2 separate regions of the Homo sapiens genome follow, and region 2 is linked to region 1. Evidence: chromatin loops called from intact Hi-C (ENCODE). Cell type or tissue: B cell. All regions are shown on one strand.

Evidence for each region. A loop is a pair of places that touch in the nucleus more often than their neighbours do. Peaks named below come from ENCODE experiments on the same cell type or tissue, not always from the same donor. Only the 100,000 strongest peaks of a DNase experiment are listed, where the experiment ranks them.
Region 2: a loop joins it to region 1, with 10 times the contacts of the local background. A loop is called at or near these places in 2 of 110 quality-filtered maps.

Annotation. Positions count from the first base shown.
Region 1 is chr6:88,178,682-88,181,181 of GRCh38, reverse strand. No RefSeq gene overlaps it. Among named protein-coding and RNA genes, the nearest start is that of CNR1, 14 kb to the right of the region's middle. In B cell, a CTCF peak has its summit at 1,144; a DNase peak (open chromatin) is centred at 1,301; H3K4me3 peaks cover 1,745 bases; H3K27ac peaks cover 1,960 bases.
Region 2 is chr6:87,755,776-87,758,275 of GRCh38, reverse strand. No RefSeq gene overlaps it. Among named protein-coding and RNA genes, the nearest start is that of AKIRIN2, 55 kb to the right of the region's middle. In B cell, no CTCF peak of the experiment used is centred here; a DNase peak (open chromatin) is centred at 1,235; H3K27ac peaks cover 893 bases.

The DNA.
Region 1 (2,500 bases):
AATACATTTTACTTGTTTTTGTGTCCCAGTGCCAGCTCCTTAATGGACGATCAGTATATACTTCCTAAATGTATATATAACATCAGTTCCCTGTGAACATTTTCTTAAGACTTTTAGTTGTTAGGTTATTTTAATTAACTCTCGTATCATGGTTGCTCAATACCTACTGGGTGCCAACCTGATGGTACATGGTACATATTACTGATCCCTCTTCCTGGATTTCTCCTGAGGTGCTGTGCCTGATTAACATCTACTCACCCTTCAGTCTCAACTAAGACCCCACTTCCTTCCAAGCTCTCCCTAATCATGCTGAACCAGGTTCTTCCCTTCCAAGGTATACCTGTAGCACCCTGTGCTTCCACTTTCCTTACCATGTGAAGAGACCAACAGCCCATCAAACTGGTATGGAGATACTTCAAAGTAAAGACATCTGAGCTGCAGAAGATTCAGAAAGAAATCTTTGAATTTCCTTCATCTGACAGTGTTTTATGAGAGTCAGCTGCCCCTGAAGCCCCTTTGGGGAGGTGTCCATTCAAGAAGGTAGTGGCCTTGCACAACAGGACAATCCAAAAAAATGGTGTGAATGAGCCCCATCAGAACCTTTCAACCTTTGAAACTCTAACTTCTGCCCTTCTTATTAGAGACTAATAGACTGTCTTACTAGACTAATAGTCTAAGAGACTCTAACTGTTCTGGGAGCTACTCTCTATATAAGGTACTCCTGCATGCCTAATATATTTTTCTCCTATTAATCTGTTTATTGTCACTTAATTCACAGGCCCCCAACCAGTAGGACCTGAGTTGGGAGAGGAGAAGTTTTTCCTCCCAGCACATGACACTGTTCATTACAAATTAATTTTAACATGAATATAAGCTCAGAGAGCAGAGATTGAGTTTGTCTTACACTCATTGAATCATCTAGAAGTTTCCCTAAGTCCTTGCTTATCCTTGACTATTTTTTTACTTCATTCACACATGAACAACAAATTAATGTACTACAGTATTTTTGAATATGGAATCCGTGTACTATAGTATTTTTTTTTCCAAAGCTAACTGAGTATTTCTCAATTGAACTAGTTATTTGATCCTTGATAAATATACTCCTTATTCAAGTCCTCACCCAGCCCTCCAAATCCATTCAATGTTTCTCTACCTTGCTGTGACCACTAAAAGGCTCACAGCTGTTTTCTGCCTCTGTTGGCCCCCTTGCCTGCTGGCTCCGGGCTGGGTTCAGGCAATGGAAAGTACCAGCAGGTGATCAGAGGGCAGGAGGGGAGAGAGAGGTCAGAACTTACCTTTTCCCCATTTCCCCTAGCCCAGTGCAGAATCTCTTAACAGCAGCTGTGTCCCTTTGTGATTTTAGAACACATACAGGGCCCCTGCTCTGCTAACTTTACTTCCTCTTCTTGTTTCTTTAGCCCAAGAGACATCAACAGGTTGTTGCTAGTCTCTGGGTGCCTCACCTTCCTGTTTGCTCTTTTAATCCTTTCGGTAAGTAGTGCCTTTATTAAAGTCTCTTCATGAAACCATCAGAGGTGGTTGCTGTTTCCTGCAGGAATCCTAACAGACACAGTAGATAACTTGGTGGGTTGTTGTTGGTTTTATTTTGTGTGCGTTGCGGGCCGGGGGCGGGGGCAGGAGTAGGGGGACAGGGTGGTGAAAATGTCTAGGATTTTTACATTCTGTTAATGATTGAGCATTGTCATTGTTTTGTTATGACAAAACAACGTGAATGGGAATGTTATTCACACCTTCAATGTCCAGATGTTTACACTGAGTTTCTCTGGATCTTTTCTTATCTTAACACTTTGATCTTTGTTTCTGGCCCAACAATTCAGTTGTCTCTTTTGGGAATTCTATATTCCTTGATTGAATCTCCGTGATCTTTTCCCCATATTTTTAAATCTCACTCATCACCTCAATCTTTTACCCATTTCTTCTGTGTTCTGGGAGAGTTTTGCAAATTCTTTTGTACTTCACTAACTGATTTTCTTCTATTGGCTGCTTCCATCTCTGTTTTAAATTTGGCAGTCATGATTTTCAAATTCAGGCAATCCTTAATTATTTTAGATGTTTATTCAAGTTACATAAATGCAATTCTCTCTTGAATCTTAACAAGAAGACAAATCAGTTGTTTTTTCAAAACAGTCTACTGAAAATGGCTGTTCTCTGAGTTGGATCATCACCCTCATCCCCCACATTTTTTTGGTTTAAAAATACATTTGTAGGCAACATGATTTTTCTGTTTACCTATTGTCCAAAGAATGCTATATGCTTGCCAGTTTTGCTTATAGTTGAGTAAAACTTGAGATGGTCCCATCAAAAATATTGATATATTTGTACAAATCCTTTCAGAGGGGTATTAGGGGAAAAGCCTTCAGAAGATAGTCAGTTCTTGGGTCCAGCATGGAGGCAATCAGAAATGACCTGGAGCTTGAGTTGCTGCCAGAAACCATGTTTTATTCCTTTTTGTATTTCTAGCACAATATCTGATAATGAA
Region 2 (2,500 bases), 420 kb after region 1:
TGGCCAGGCTGGTTTCTAACTCCTGACCTCAGGTGATCCGCCTGCCTTGGACTCCCAAAGTGCTAGGATTACAGGCGTGAGCCACCGGGCAGAAGTGTATGTTCAAACAAATACATCTTCAGAGTTAACAAAAGAAATATAAGCATGAATTTGCTCATAAATATTTCCCATTTCCTGACCTTCCTATAATTTGGCTTTCACTTAGGTTTTTAATTCTAATACAGAGAGTGCCAGGCACATAGGAAGCAAACAAAAATATATTGAAATGAATGATGTCATCCATGTTGAGCCAAACATATTATGTATATAATTAATAATAGCATGAGTTAAATTAATAAGACAGAGAAATGGTCAAAAAAAAAAAATACCATGGCTGGTCACAGTGGCTCACCTGTAATACCAGCACTTTGGGAGGCTGAGACGGGCGGATCACTCAAGGCCAAGAGTTTGAGACCAGCCTGGCCAATATGGCAAAACCCCATCTCTACTAAAAATACAAAAATTAGCCAGGTACAGTAGCACACGCCTGTAATCCCAACTACTAGGGAAGCTGAGGCAGGAGAATCATTTGAACCTGGGAAGCGGAGGTTGCAGTGAGCTGAGATCACACCACCACACTCCAGCTCAGGTGACAGAGTGCAAAACAAAAACAAAAACAAAAAAGGCCGGGCGTGGTGGCTCACTCGTATAATGCCAGCACTTTGGGAGGCAGAGGCTGGCAGATCATCCGAGGTCAGGAGTTTGAGACCAGCCTGGCCAACATGGCAAAACTCTGTCTCTACTTAAAATACAAAAATTAGCTGGGGCATGGTGGCACACACCTGTAATCCCAGCTACTCGGAAGGCTGAGGCAGGAGAATCACTTGAACCCAGGAGGCAGAGGTTGCAGTGAGCCGAGATCACACCACTTGCACTCCAGCCTGGGCGACAAGAGTGAAACTCCGACTCAGGAAAAAAAAAAAAACAGCATCATAAGCACAGCTCATTCCTAAAGGAAAAGATCACCCCTAATTTGAAAAGGTTTCTGGGCTCATTATCTTACTTTTCTTAGCTCATCATACATGTGCAATGTTTGGCCACCCTGTACATTAATCAGCTCTTACAACATCCCTGTGAAATAAGTAGATGAGGAGTATCATTAGCTCCATGTGGCAGATGGGGCAAACCAAACATGTGGAAATTAAATGACTCACCTAAAGCCACCCAGAAGCCAATGGAGGAAGTGAGATTAGAACCCACAAGCTTCTGCTTTCTGTGCAACCAACCCACAGTCCCCCATTGTGAAGCTGAGCTTGCTCCCAGATTGCCACCTGAGACGCTGGTCCTACTTAGTCACTAATGAGCAACATCCTTGCTCTGGGTGCCAGGGTGGAGAGAGAAGGCACCCGAGCCATGTTTCCTATCCTCAGAGAAAGAAAAATATCCAAACATCTTTAAACTTAAGTTTATTTTTCCCTTCTCAGTACGTAGATAAATAGTAAGTAATTTGAGAAGAAGCTTTATCTTAAAGAAAAATAAGAGATTCAAAGGACAATTGCAATGGGCCTTTTTCAGATTAAAGGGATCTAAAACATTTCTGTTCAATGAGCTTGAAATGAAGTTCAAATTCAGTTCATAAGCTTATCTCCAAATTTCATTTTTTAAAGTACCTCAAACATAAACTCCCACTCAACTCGATCAAAAGCCTCTCCTGCTTCAAGAGACAGAGCAACAATCAGCCCCCTTGTTCATTTAGCCAAGTCAGTGTTCTTAATCAGCATAAAAAACAACAGGAGCCAACGGGTGGTTTTTTAATAAAAAGTGGTTTGATGAGGCTCCAGGCTGGTGGCAGCATTCTCAGCCCAGAAAAATATGAGTCGGGTCCTCAAACACGCAAACAGGCCCAAGAACAGGGACCCACTCCAATAGCCGATATTTATTCAAGCCTCAAACCCTCTATTATGTACTAACTTCCACCTCATCTCCCTGCTTCTCCCTGCTCAGCATTCCACATTTCCCACCCTCGTTTGGATCAAGGTTCAGTGCCCCCTTTCTCACTCCCAAAAATATGTCATTTGGAATTTTCTTCCCTTCCCTTCCCTCTCAGCAATTTGGTGCTAAAGCCTTTAGGTGGGGCAGAGCAGGATAACATCTGTGACTAATGAGGGAAGCCACCGTGGTCCAGAGCTGGGTGTTGGAGCCCCAGCAGGGTGAGAAAAGTGTCTGCACAGGAGGGCTGCTTGCTGTGTGGTGTCAGAGACTGAACAGGATAGGACAGTGTTCCTGCAGGGGCAGCCTGGCTTGGGGTGGCAGAATCCCAGTGGAGTGAAGAGGGTGTCCCCATGGAAGGGTGGCTGGGTATAAAGTTTCAGAGTCCAGGTAGAGTGGGAGGACATTCCCAGGATAAGAGCACAGAAGGAGAATAGGACACTAGTTACAAAGAGGAGATTAGTCAAATAAGTAACTTATTAAGGATAATGAAAGCCAGGTTTCCCATTGTTGGAGGAGGGAGTCACAAATA